Linked DNA regions of Homo sapiens: region 1 is linked to region 2. Evidence: chromatin contacts called from ENCODE Hi-C or POLR2A ChIA-PET data. All regions are on one chromosome and are shown on one strand. The core of a region is the stretch at or near the end of the contact, and the rest is flanking DNA. Distances in the headings are between cores, read along the strand shown. Region 1 holds the start of LOC124905085 (a long non-coding RNA gene). Region 2 has its middle 18 kb from the start of SCARF2.

Region 1 (7,061 bases), core at 4,442-6,941, 46 kb after region 2:
AGCCCCCTCATTGGCCTCCAAGCCTTGAACTTCCCCCAGCACTCCATCAGGAGTGGTCTTCTCAGGCACGCCCTGCACACAGCACCCATCATACCCTCAGCTTTGTCAACAGCCGCACACACAAGGCTCTGGTCATCGTACTTTCACCTCCTCCCACCATGCTGCCAGCCCCGCGTTTCCTGACCTCCCCTCCACTCAAGGTCTCCCTCTCTGGGAAAGTGGAAAGGGTTAACTCCCACCCTGGACTGCAGGCTCTGTAAGGGCAGGGTGTGTGAGATTCCAGGGACCCCCATGGGAGAAAAGGCACTAGACTGGTTGCGGCAGGCCCACGAGGGTGGAGGAGTCTGGCCAGGACCCAAGGAGGGCTCCTGGGCTGAGCACCAACAGGGAGCATGGCCTGCAATGTGGAGCAGAGATGATCACAGAGCCATGAGGGGCCAGGACCCAGTGAGCTCAAAGCCAGTATCTGAAGTGTCCTTGCCCAACAGCCCACAGATAGTTACAGCCTCTTTCAGACAAGTGTTTTTATTTCTGCAGAGGAAGACCTATTCCAAAGAGAACAAGTCTAACTTCAACTGGCTCACAAGAGAGTAACCAAAGTTTTCTTTGGCCTGTGCCCTATGCTGGTTAGTGAAAAGATCAGTTTCATCCTTTGCTTCCTGCAGCCCCTGCAGTGTGGCCAGCCCCTCCCCGCCGCCTACCAGGAATGCAGCAAACAGGAGCCTCAGAAGGCAGGGCCAACAAGAGAGGGAACACACACCTGGGTCTCCCTGACCTGGTGTGAATCCTGGGCTCTTCCCTGTCTAGCTGGGTGTGCCTGGGCATCAGTTTTAATCTCTTGGGATTCGCTCAGTTCTGCACCTGTCCAATGAGGTGATATCACCTGCCTAGAAAAGCTATCAAGAAGAATCATAAAAGACGAGCATGAAAAGTGTCCTTGTTAACTTGGGGGTTCTGATGGATCATGGTTCATTTCTATATTCCTAGACCTCAGTGTAGCCTCTGGCTCAGGACAGATTATGTTCTGTCTGCTGAATGAATTAAACAAAGGAGTAAGATTACCAGCAATGAATCATTCATTCACTCTACCAACATTCCCAGGTCTCCCACTGTGGATGGGGCACAGTGCTCAGCACTACATCCAGAGGGAGCCTCAAGAGGTCAGGGCCCTGCCTTCCCCTGCAGAATGGAAACAGGCTAACCAGAGCAAATGAGTGCTTAATATAATGACAGACACTGTGAAAGAAAGAAAGGGAGGTAAGAAGATGAGTGACCTGCTGGTCAGCGGGGCCTGGGGAGGGCAGAGCTCCCTTGCAGTGATCAGGAAAGGCCTCCTGAGAAGGCAGGGTCTGAGACCTGCATGACCTGGGGCACAAGCCAGAAGAAGGTCTGGCAGGGGACCAGCAGTCCAGGATTGGGGCACAGCACTCACAGGGGCCCCGTCAACTGGCTGGGATGGTGCTGTTCACTGCCTTTCCTGTGCGCCTTCCTCCTTTATATACAAGTCTCTCCTCTCTTGTGTTCAGTCTGGCTCAATCACCATCTGCACCCCAAGTGTCTGCAACCAGAGTGAGATAGGACCCTCCATGTGCTCCTGTTTGCTCCTTCGAGTCTATTGTCCTCACAGCTTTTTAAGCTGAGTTCATGTGGATTTGTGGCTTCAAATTTAAAGACACACACAGGGCCGGGCGTGGTGGCTCACGCCTGTAATCCCAGAACTTTGGGAGGCTGAGGCGGGTGGATCACGAGGTCAGGAGTTCAAGACCAGACTGTCCAATATGGTGAAACCCCGTCTCCACTAAAAATATAAAAAAATTAGCCAGGCATGGTGGTGTGTGGCTGTAGTTCCAGCTACTCGGGAGGCTGAGGCAGGAGAATCACTTGAACCCGGGAGGCAGAAGTTGCAGTGAGCTGAGATCATGCCATTGCACTCCAGCCTGGGCGACAGAGTGAAACTCCATCCCCCAAAAAAAAAAAAAAAAAAAAAAAAAAAAAAAAAAAAAGACACCAACAGTGATACCATATGTCAATAATTTAGACATAGCCAAAGTTACACTGATTTCTTATTTCCCTGTTGTGTCCTGTATCCCTCTTCTTCTTTATTGAATTAATTTTCTACTTTATGAGAATAAGTCCTCAAGTAATATTTTTCTAATAAAAATAAGCTTTATTTTTGCATATAAAGATATAAACAATTTTACTTATTGCTATGGACTAGATGTTTGGATTCCCCCAAAACCCCTATGTTGAAGGCCTAACCCCCATTGTGATGGTAGTGGGAGGCATGGCCTTTGGGAGGTGATCAGGTCATGAGGGTGGAGCCCCATGATGGGCTTAGTGCCCGAGGCTACAGCTCTTTCTCTCCACCATGTGAGAACACAGACGGAAAGGACCTTACCGGGACTAAACTGGCCAATACCATGATCTTGGACTTCCCAGTATCCAGACAGTGAGAAATAGAGGTATGTTGTTTAAGTCACTCCATCTATAGTATTTGTTATAGCAGCTGAAACTGACTAGGAGAGTCACTTTAACTCAGATTTGTATCATCCTATTGTAAACTCAGACATGAACCCTAGAGTTGGTACAAAAATATTCTGGAATTCTTGTTAAATTCATTAGACTGTGGCCAGGCACGGTGGCTCACGCCTGTAATCCCAGCACTTTGGGAGGCTAAGGCGGGAGGATCATGAGGTCAGGAGATCAAGACCATCCTGGCTAACACGGTGAAACCCCGTCTCTACTAAAAATACAAAAAATTAGCCAGGCGTGGTGGTGGGCGCTTGTAGTCCCACCTACTCGGGAGGCTGAGGCAGGAGAATGGTGTGAACCCAGGAGGTGGAGCTTGCAGTGAGCTGAGATCACGCCACTGCACTCCAGCCTGGGTGACAGAGAGACTCCAACTCAAAAAAAAAAAAAAAAAAAAAAAAATTCAGTAGACTGTTTTTCTTCTATATTTCCATGACTTAAGTATTTTCATGACTATTAATGTTTTAATGTCTATTAAATTTTTTAAATAAATTAAATGTACTGACCGGGCACGGTGGGTGGCTCATGCCTGTAATCCCAGCACTTTGGGAGGCTGAGGCAGGCGGATCACCTGAAGTCAGGAGTTCAAGACCAACTTGGTCAACATGGTGAAACTCCATCTCTACTAAAAATACAAAAAAATGGCCGGGCGTGGTGGCTCACACCTGTAATCCCAGCACTTTGGGAGGCCCAGGTGGGCAGATCACCTGAGGTCAGGAGTTCAAGACCAGCTTGGCCAACATGGTGAAACCCTATCTCTACTAAAAATACAAAATTAGCCAGGCATGGTGGCGTACACCGGTAATCTCAGCCACTCGGGAGGCTGAGGCAGGAGAATTGCTTGAACCTCAGAGGCGGAGGTTGTGGTGAGCCAAGATTGCACCATTGCACTCCAGCCTGGGCAGAAAACAGCGAGACTCCATCTCAAAACAAAAAAACAAAAAAACAAAAAAATTAGCTGGGCGTGGTGGTCGGCGCCTGTAATCCCAGCTATTCAGGAGGCTGAGGCAGGAGAATGGCTTGAACCCGGGAGGCAGAGGTTGCAGTGAGCCGAGATCGTGCCACTGCACTCCAGCCTGGGCGACAGAACGAGACTCTGTCTCAAAAAAAAAAAAAAAAAAATTAAATTTACTTTAAAATATTAGCAGCCATGAAATGCCGAAGGAAAAATTACATTATTATTTAAAAAATTTTTTTTAGAGACAGGGTCTCACTCTGTTGCCCAGGCTACAGTACAGGGGCATGATCATAGTTCACCGAAGTCTAAAACTCCTGGACTCAAGCGATCCTCCTGCCTCAGCCTTCCAAGTAGCCAGGGCTGCAAGCACGTACCATCAGGCCCAGCTAATTTTTTTTTTTTTTTTTTGGTAGAGACGAGGTCTCGCTTTGTTGCCCAGGCTGATCTTGAACTCCTGGGCTCAAAAGATCCTGCTGCCTCAGCATCCCAAAGTGCTGGGATTATTGACATGATCTGCACATAGCCTAAATTATTATTTTAAGTAGGGTCAGGGCACATAGCAACATGTAACCAGCTACTACTAGGTATACCATGTAGTTGGTGTTCAGTAATCCACAGGGCTATGGCTATGGGAAAGGTACAAGGAATGATGCAGATAATATAGATGCAAAGAAAGAAGGAATGAAAGAGAAAAAGTAGTATATTGGAGACAAACACCATTTGCTCCAAGAGAGGAAAGGTTTTTAAATATGCGGTTTCTGCACCAATGCTTTAAGATATAACCTGGTAAGTAATAACTCCTCAAAATGCAAAGCCTAATTTACTGCAAAATCTTGTTTCCTTATATTCTAAAAGCCTATAGCTTTTAGAATTCACCAGTTCTAAGGCTGATGAAATGAGAAAGCAGAGAAAGAACCAAATCTTAGAATATTCAAATTAAGGATTCATCTGGAAGTTTTGAGTCCACTGGAAGGTTAATGATGCCTTCATTCTGGAGAGATGATACATCCCTGGGTTAACCAGTAGGGCTGTGGTCCTTCCTGCCACCTCCACTCTGTGGATACCTACTCTCTCAAGGCAGGTCTTGCCGACCCCACTTGCCATTGTGATCCTACTCTCAGACAGGAGTTTGGGACTGGTTATTGGTTACAGGGTCTAATATTAGCATTACCCAGAGTTCAGCTTTGGTCTCACACCCCTTCACAAGGGGAAATTCAGACTCCTACTTTAAGTGAAAGTGAGATCAATGGCCCATAGCAGGTGGACAGAGGACAGGGGCAGGCAGAATCCCAAGCTGTCACCCCCCTAGGGACAGCTCTGTGGAAACATCCAGCATTACTGCCAAGCACACAGCTGTCTCTACCTTCTGCTAAGGGCCAGAAGCCAAAACACTCTGGAGAGATTGGCTTTGCAGGTCTGTAGGTTACTCTCAGCAGGGTGGTCTGGCCTTGGCCCCCCAACTGGGAAACCGAGCCCCCTAAAAAAGAAGGTTTAAGGTTTGGCCAAAGGGAAGTCTAAACCTAGTGTGGCCACACCCACTGGGGGCACAACTTTGTTTAGAGAGGAAATGAAGGTAGCTGTTTCCTTTTTTCTGAAACCTGCCCTTCCTCATATTTAACCACAATGTGTTATTGCCAACCTCTGAGTCTCATCAGCTTAACAAAGGAGATCACTTCCTGGGGCCAGCAGTAGAGAGGTCGCTGAGAAATGGCCTTCTCCTCCTTGGCCAGGATCACTATGCTTGATTCCAAGTGGCATGGCCAGGCCAGGCCCTACCCCACCCTGACCCCAGAAAATAGAAACATGAACATGAACTCAGTCAGCATCTAGCTCATGGCTGCTGGAAATAGTTGGCAATCTCTCTCTCTCCAACACAGCTCCATCTTTCAGCATGAAGGGTAGGGAGATTTCTCACATGCACCAAGGTAAGGTGGAGGGGTCCCTGGAAATCTAATGGTAGCTGAGTCTTGTGGGCCTGAACCACTGTCCCTTGCTCTGCCCAGAAATGGATTTGTGAGATCACAGCCTAAGTGACTGATGGAGCCAGGCGCATCCTACGGACCACAGCAGTCCACAAAACTCTCTCTTGGGAAAACTGCCTCTTCCCAGGGGAAATTGTGCCAAGTGCGTGGCAGACTGCAGGGCAGAGCGGAAATGTAGCATGAGGCTCGGTGATGCTTGTTGGCCTTTACCACGCCCCTGGGCTGAAGACCGCATGCTGCTCAGGCACAGCAGCAGGAAGCCTGTTCCACCATTAGCAAGCAGGTAAGAGAGAAGAGCAAAGCTGACTGGTGAAGGGAAACTGAAACAACATGCATCAAAGCTCAGAGAGAGCATGATGGAGGGCGAGGCTGCTCAGCTGGCACTGCTCCTAGGTCCTCTCCATCCCAGTCCGACTGCCTTTCCTGCTGTGGGCTCCTCTCCCCTCCCGTCTCCTCCTGCACAATGCACTCGCAACCTAGCCTACCCCAAAGAGGCTGAGCAAGGGTCCAGGGTAAGTGGGTTTCTGAGGAGTAGGGGACATGCAGGAAAGAAGGCGATCCACATGTCCCCTTCTCTTATCTCACTGCTGTCCACCTTCTCTGAATTCACCTAGACTTCATTCCACAATGGCAAGTGATGCTCATGTGAAAGGCTGGGGGGAACCTGACCAGCTCTCTCAGCCCATGACTTCCACACCCTCTCATCACCTGAAGACAAAGGGACCAGCTAGCACCCTGTCCTACCTCCAGCATCGGGACTCTGCTCGAAATCCTTGGACATTGTTGTCCCCTCCAATCAAGTATACGAAGTTGTTGAGCACCGCGATGCCCTGGTTGGACATGCGGGGGGCCAGGGAGGCAGTGAAGTGCTTCCACTCTCCCAGTAAGGGGTTTAGATACTTGGCCTGGTCGCTGAGGACAGTGGACGGCGTGGAGTGAATGCCCCCGAAGCCCACAACGCACTGGAAGTCCGACCGCAGCTCCGTTTGCGGGCTCTGCAGGCTGGGCTGTAGGCTCTCGTTCCGGTGGTACATGAGGGCGCTGGCCACTGTGTCCCTCAAAGGGCTGGGGTCCAGCTTGTCATGCAGCCGCTGCAGGACCTCAGCTTCCATCAGCGGAAACCGCACTGTCTCAAGGAGCTTTGGGGGCTCGTGCAGCGAGATCTGGTCAGCCTGCACCTGCTCCAGGCTATAATGGTAGAGAAGGGCCCCCTCATATACCTCGGTCTCGCAGGAGACCTCCAGGCGATTGCTGCTGAGGAGGGAGTAGACCTTCTCCAATGGAAGCTGGCGGTACTTGTCAGTCCGAGAGAAGGCCACAAAGTTTTTGAGGATATAGGTGTCCAGTTGCTCAGTCAGGCGGCTCAAGTCAAACAGCTCTGCCAGCCGGTAGACATCGAGAATGTTCTCTTCGTCCACCCAGGACATGAGGAAATCACAGCAGAAATGGATAATTTCTGGGATCTGCAGAGAGAATGACACCCATTCAAGCCTGGGCTGGTGAACAGCATCTGGGGGTGGGAGAGAGAATGATGGCAGAAATACGGGCTGTTGTGGGCCAGGCAAAGCAGAAGGGAAGTCCTCCTTAATTGT
Region 2 (7,047 bases), core at 999-3,498:
GCAGAAGCTCTTTAGTTTGATTAGATTCCATGCGTCAATTTTGGCTTTTGTTGCCATTGCTTTTGGTGTTTTAGTCATGAAGTCTTTGCCCATGCTTATGTTCTGAATGGTATTGCCTAGGTTTTCTTCTAGGGTTTTTACGGTTTTTGGGTTTTACATTTAAGTCTTTAATCTATTTTGAGTTAATTTTTGTATAAGGTATAAGGAAGGGGTCCAGTTTCTGTTTTCTGCTTGTGGCTAGCCGGTTTTCCCAGCACCATTATTAAACAGGGAATCCTTTTTCCATTTCTTGTTTTTGTCAGGTTTGTCAAAGATCAGATGGTTGTAGATATGTGGTGTTATTTCTGAGGTCCCTGTTCTGTTCCATTGGTCTATATATCTGTTTAAAAATATGGAACACTTTGGCTGGGTGCGGTGGCTCACACCTGTAATCCCAGCACTTTGGGAGGCCGAGGCGGGTGGATCATGAGGTCAGGAGATCAAGACCATGGTGAAACCCCGTCTCTACTAAAAATACAAAAAATTAGCCGGGCGTGGTGGCGGGCGCCTGTAGTCCCAGCTACTCGGGAGGCTGAGGCAGGAGAATGGCATGACCCTCGGAGGCAGAGCTTGCAGTGAGCCGAGATTGTGCTACTGCACTCCAGCCTGGGTGACAGAGCGAGACTCCGTCTCAAAATAAATAAATAAATAAATAATAAAAAATAAAAATAAAAATATGGAACGCTTCACACATTTGCGTGTCACCCTTGGGCAGAGGCCATGAGAAACTTCTATCGTTCTGATTTTAGTATATGTGCTGCCGAAGCGAGCACTATTTTAATCATTTTTAAGTGCACGGTTTAGTGACATTAAGTACATTCACTGCCATCTATTTCTAGAATCTTTTCATCACCCGAAACTGAAACTCTGCATTCCTATTAAACACTAATTCCCATACCTCCCAGCCCGTGGTAACCACGGTTCCACCTTCTGTTTCTACAGAATTTTTTTTCTTTTTTTTTTTTTTTTTTGAGATGGAGTCTTGCTCTGTCGCCCAGGCTGGAGTGCAGTGGCGTGATCTCGGCTCACTGCAACCTCTGCCTCCCGGGTTCAAACGATTCTCCTGCCTCAGCCTCCCAAGTAGCTGGGACTACAGGCACACATCACCATGCCCTGCTAATTTTTTTGTTTTGTTTTGTTTTTGTTCATTTGTTTTCTTTGAGGCAAAGTTTTGCTCGTCACCCAGGCTGGAGTGCAGTGCCGTGGCAGTGGCGCAATCTTGGTTCACCGCTACTCTGTCTCCCGGGTCCAAGTGATTCTCTTCCCTCAGCCTCCCAAGTAGCTAGGATTACAGGCACACACGACCACATACGGCTAATTTTTGTATTTTTGGTAAATTTTGTATTTTTGGTATTTTTGCCAGGCTGGTGTCAAACTCCTGACCTCAGGTGGTTCACTCACCTCCGCCTCCCAAAGTGCTGGGATTACAGGCGTGAGGCACCTCGCCCCGCCTGTCTCTACGAATTTGACTCCTCTAGATACTCCACATACATGGAACTGCACAGTATTTGTCGCTGACTTCTGGCTGTCCTCACCTGGCTATGCCTACTTTGGGGGATAATCTGGGCCTGGGACACCACATCCCCGTAGCAGGCCCCACCGGGCCGCACAAACAGAACTGCGCCGAAGTTCCCCCAGGCTGTTACCCCCACTTGTTTAGGCTCTTCAAAGATGCTACCGGCCGGGCGTGGTGGCTCATGCCTGTAATCCCAGCACTTCGGTGGGCCGAGGTGGTCAGATCACTTGAGGTCAGGAGATCGAGACCAGCCTGGCCAACATGGTGAAACCCCGTCTCTACTAAAAATACAAAAATTAGTCGGGCTTGGTGGTACGCGCTTGTAATCCCAGCTACTCTGTAGGCTAAGGCAGGAGAATCGCTTGAACCTGGGAGGCAGAGGTTGCAGTGAGCCAAGATTGCGCCACTGCACTCCAGCCTGGGCGATAAAGTGGATACTCTGTTTCAAAAGAAAAAAAAAAGGTGGCACCGGCCCGGTGCGGTGGCTCACACCTGTAATCTCAGCACTTTCGGAGGCTGAGATGGAAGGATGTCTTGGGCCCGGGGGATGGAGGCTGCAGTGAGCGGTTATTGAGTGACTGCGTCCAGCCTGGGCCTCAGAGTGAGGCCGTGCCTCAAAAAGAAGAAAAAAAAAAAAAAAAAAAGCAGCAGCTACCCATCCAGCCGCCAGATGGCAGCACGATTCCATGGCCCCCACTAGCCGCTGGCTGCCTGGTGCCGGATGCAGTCCGAAAGGCGGTTCTGAGCTCCAAGGGCCGGCGCCGCGCGTGCCTGCGGTCCCAGCTGCTCGGGAGGCCCAGGCAGGAGAATCGCGTGACCGGGAGTTCTGCGCTGCAGTGCGCTGTGCCGATCCAGGTCCTCACTGAAGCCGGCATCAGTATGGTGGCCTCTGCCACCAGGCCGCCTAGGGAGGGGCGAGGCAGCCCCAGTTGGAAACGGAGCGCGTCAGTAGTGGCATCGCGCCTGGGAATAGCCTCTGCGCTCCAGCCGGGTCGACCTGCCGAGACTCCGCCTCTAAAACCAGCAAATACCGGGAGGCTGAGGGACGAGGACCGCTGGAGCCCGGGAGGCGGAGGTTGCAGTGAGTAGCTGGGATTACAGGCAGGCGCCACCACGCCCGGGTAATTTTTGTGTTATTAGTAGAGACGGGGTTCCACCATGTTGACCAGGCAGGTCTTGAACTCCTGACCTCAAGTGATCCACCCTCCTTGGCCTCCCAAAGTGCTGGGATTACAGGCGTGAGCCATTGCGCCTGGCCAAATAAGTAATTTAAGCAATTTTTTTTGTTTCAGAAAAAAAATTAACTCATAAAGGAGCCCCCCCGACACACACACACACACACACACACACACACACACACACACACACACGGGAAGCAGCAGTGTAATTGGAATGCCCACTGCTGAGGCTCTCGAATGAGTGTCATGTGTGCACATTTTGCCCCTCACAATGCACGTCAGACTATTAATAGGAAGCAGCCGCTGGAATACCTCTGGTGGGGTGTGTGCAGCAGGCAGCTTTGGAATTACGGTATCCCCAATGTGACAGCAGGACAATGGCTTCTTCACTGGCACTGTCCAACCACAGTGCTGTGGTTATGTCTCGAGGTCCATTATTGGGCGAAGGTCACTGCAGACTCAGGGAGGCCCAGGAGCTCACCCCAACCAGCTTCTTTACCAGGTGAGTGACCTCAGCCCTGCAGCTGGACTCATGGAGACAATGACCTCACCCGAAGATAGATGACCCCTGTCCACCGTCCACACAACAACTGAACTGGCCCCAGGTTGACTCCTCTACACCCTGCTTCCTACTGTACCCCTGTCAAAGGCCTTCCTCCCACCCTTCCCACTCCTCTTCCTCCCTGGCAGCCCAACCACCACAAATTCACTAACTTGTTTTCAACTCTTACAGGCTGCCCTCCTAACCCTAGCCCTGACCTCTGCCCTCCTAACCCCAGCCCTGACCCCACCGCCCTCTCAGGAGGCTTTACCAATCCTCTGCATGTTAGCCCCACCCAAGGAACAGGCCTATTTTCAAGCATACTAACTGTTGGGTGTGTCGCTTACCTATGCATATGACAGCCAATCCAACCTACCTAAATGACAGCACAGCTCCATCCATGGATGTGGCTGATCACATCTCCAAACCATCTTCCCACTGGGGACAAATTCTTGGATTTTTTAGAGACAGGTTCTCACTCTGTCACCCAGGCTGGAGTACAGTGGTGAGCCTCAGACTCCTGGGCTCAAGGGATCCTCCCACCTCAACCTCTGGAGTAGCTGGGACTACAGGTGCACACCACCACCGTGCCTGGCTAAATTTTTAATTTTTTTTTTTTTTTTTTTTTTTTTAGAGATGGGGGTTGCTATGTTTTCCAGGCTGGTTTTGAACTCCTATCCTCAAGTGATCCTCCCACCTCAGCCTCCCAAAGCACTGGGATTATAGATGTGAGCCACCAATCTTAGCCCAAATTTTTAACTAAACTCAATTAAACAAATGAACAAACAGAAAAGACTCTCAAACCACACACTGTCGTCTCTCACCCAACAGAGACAAGACGTCTATAAACCACCAATCTGTTTAAAGAGACCACCAAATGTTCAGACCATGAAACTGAAAGAATCAAAATAAAGTTGTCACTATGCCACCAACGGACAAAAGCCAGGAGCACACAACCAGGGGTCATACTCACTGAAGGTCCCCCACCCTGATGGCCAGTCAGGGGCGGCTTGCGGGTCTCAGAGAGGGCTCACCACCTGCTTGCAGTCATTGGGGATGGGAAGGTAAGTCCAACCCATGCCAGGTCAAGGCACAAAGACTGTGGGGGGAATGCACCAGACACATAAAGAGATGACTTTATTCAGGCTACTGCTATGGGAAGAAAACTCACTAATGAGGAAGGAGGGGCCTGGTAAATAAGAGACTCATGTGGAAGGCTGGAGGCGGGGTCTTAGAATGGACAAGGGCAAAGTGCTCCTTCTGGTCTCACTATTTCTCAGAACGCAAAGGAAGAGGCAATTTCTCAGTGAGCACCATTTCCCTGGAACCCAGGGCTGAGATGAATTTCAGTACTGCCAGCGGCCTCCGCGTTCTCCTGTGTGTGTAGGAGTTTGTGTGTTCCAGTGTGCGTGTTCCCACTGTGTCTTGGTGTTTCTGTGTGCCTGGTGGCATGTCTGTGTGTGTATCTGCAGGGTGAAAGACCACAGATACTATCCGAATTCCCGTGCTCAAGTGCGCCTCCTGCCTTGGCTTTCCTGAGTGTGGGGATGACAGGCGTGAGCCACCACGCTGGGCCTCATGATCTGTTTCTAGTGCAGTGAGTGCATCTTAGGGTGGGTGCCCGCCTCCATGCTTAGTAGGGCATGGATGCTGTGTATGCCATCTGTCGGTAGGATGGTTACACTTCTGTGTGTTGGCTGATGTGTGTGTCTCAGTATTTAGTCGGCTCTGGTGGCACATGTGTGTGTTGCAGGTTGTATAAGTTGCTGTTTCTCTGTGTCTGGTGGAAGGTGTCTATGGTTGCAGAGTGAGGGTCTCTTGGTGTTTCTGTGTGTCAGAGGGTGTGTGTGTGTGTGTGTGTGTGTGTTTTGCAGGATGAGGTGTGTTCTGTGAGTGTGATGTGGGGGGTGCAGGGTGCATATCTGTGTCTACATTTCTTTTTTTTCTTCTTCTTCTTTTTTTTGAGACAGAGTCTCGCTCTGTCGCCCAGGCTGGAGCGCAGTGATGCGATCTCCACTCACTGCAAACACTGCCTCCCAGGTTTAAGCAATTCTCCCAGCTCAGCCTCCCAAGTAGCTGAGATTACAGGCGCATGCCACCACGCCCGGCTAATTTTTTGTATTTTTAGTAGAGATGCGGTCTCACCATGTTGGCCAGGCTGGTCTTAAACTCCTGATCTCAAGTGATCTGCCTGCCTCGGCCTCCCAAAGTGCTGGGATTAACAGGCGTGAGTCACTGCACCCAGCCTGTCTGCATTTCTGTCTGGTGGTGAGCTATGTGCTGCAGGTAGTGTGTTTAATGTGTTTCTCTCATGTTTCCGTGTATCTGGTGGAAGATGTGTGTCTGCAGGATGAGTGTCTCTTTTGTCGGTGTATCATGGATTGTGTGTTTGTGTGTGTTGCAGGGAATGTGTTTGTCTCAGTATCTGAGTGTGTCGGGTCGTGTGCAGGTGTGTGTTTTTTTGTGTGTTTGTTTGTTTGAAACAGAGTCTCACTCTGTCGCCAGGCTGGAGTGCAGTGGTGTGATCTCAGCTCACCTGCAACCTCCGCCTCCCGGGTTCAATCGATTCTTCTGCCTCAGCCTCCTGAGTGGCTGGGATTACAGGCGTCTGCCACCACACCCAGCTAATTTTTTGTATTTTTAGTGGAGACAGGGTTTCACCATGTTGGCCAGGCTAGTCTTGAACTCCTGATCTCAAGTGAACCGCCTGCCTCGTCCTCCCAAAGTGCTAGAATTACAGGCGTGAGCCACCGTACCCGGCCGCACGTGTATTTTGTATGATATATATCTGCTTCTGACTTTGGTGAAGTGTGTGTGTCGCAGGGTTGTGTCTATCTTGTGGTTTCTATGTGGCCTATGGTGTGTGTGCTGCAATGAGTCTCTGTCTTGGTGTTTCTGTGTCTGGTGATACATGTTGTATGTTGCAGAGTGAGTCTTTTTTTCCATTTTTATGTGCGTGGTGTGGGTTGAGTGTCCTCCATAGTAGTGGGCTGGCTGTGTGTGTGTCACAGCGCGTCTGTCTCTGTGAGCGGTGGGTTGTGTGTGTGTGTTGGAGAGTGAGTGTTTCTGTCTGATGGAGTGTCGTGTGTGTGTGTGTGTTGGCAGGTGAGTGGCTGTGTTCCTCTGGGCCCAGTGCTGTGTGGGCGTCTGTTGCAGTGTGTGTGCCGTCTCTGTGTTTCTGAGATTCTGCTGGCTTTGTGTGTGCATGTCTGCGTTTCGGGCTGTGTGTCTGTGTTGGTGTTTCTGAGTCTAGAGGAGCGTGCATGCGGCGTAGGGTTAGTGTCTGCAGGCCTCTGTGTGCTGTGGCCTGCGTCTGCTTGTAACCACCAGGCTGGGCCTGGTCCCCACATTCCTCCCACTCCATTGTGCTCTGTGCTACAAAAAATATTTGCGTTTTCCACCACTCATAATTTTTCCTCCTCAATCGCTACCAGATGTGGGTCCTGTGGTCCCCATCCCCATGGCAACGGAGGTTCCAGCAGCCGCGGTTCCCTTTTGTGGCGCCTGCCCTGGGAGCTGGCACTGCTGTGAGCCCCGAGGGGGTGGGGAGAAGCGGGTGGTGGGAGGCAGGAGGCTGGAGGGGTCCCAGCAGCTCCCTTCCCAGCAGCCACTGGAACCCTCCTGGGGGGAAGGGAAGGCTGGTGGTAGGTTGGGGGGGGTCCCCTGTTTTGTGAGGCACCCACAGGTAGAGTCTTCGACACCTAGGGGGCTTCCCAGAGAAGGGCAAGGAGAGGTCCCCAGAAAGGCCTGGTCACTGGGACATCCCTGTTCTC

What was found. A loop is a pair of places that touch in the nucleus more often than their neighbours do. ChIA-PET counts read pairs that join two places held with the same protein, here RNA polymerase II (POLR2A). Pooled maps may share reads with other maps.
Region 1: a map of gastrocnemius medialis shows a loop between it and region 2 (2.3-fold over the local background). The contact joins two enhancer-like sites. A Hi-C loop is called at or near these places in 105 of 168 maps with a recorded cell type or tissue (A673, B cell, CD14-positive monocyte and 58 more), 37 of 37 single-sample maps with no recorded cell type and 48 of 50 pooled maps. POLR2A ChIA-PET finds 5 or more read pairs at or near these places in 29 of 52 experiments (AG04449, AG04450, B cell and 24 more).

Annotation. Positions count from the first base shown.
Region 1 is chr22:20,458,645-20,465,705 of GRCh38, forward strand. KLHL22 (kelch like family member 22) reads right to left here. Exons shown (of 7, transcript NM_032775.4): 4 at 6,214-6,932. LOC124905085 (a long non-coding RNA gene) reads left to right here and starts at 2,331. Exons shown (of 3, transcript XR_007068014.1): 1 at 2,331-2,462. RefSeq lists a silencer at 1,086-1,284 and an enhancer at 5,582-5,771. Within about 2 kb of position 5,692, at least 6 of the 41 ENCODE cell types and tissues checked have a DNase peak (open chromatin) inside an H3K27ac peak, as active enhancers do.
Region 2 is chr22:20,416,088-20,423,134 of GRCh38, forward strand. It overlaps the pseudogene RNU6-225P. Among named protein-coding and RNA genes, the nearest start is that of SCARF2, 18 kb to the right of the region's middle. RefSeq lists enhancers at 4,684-7,047, 6,815-7,047. Within about 2 kb of position 2,249, at least 6 of the 41 ENCODE cell types and tissues checked have a DNase peak (open chromatin) inside an H3K27ac peak, as active enhancers do.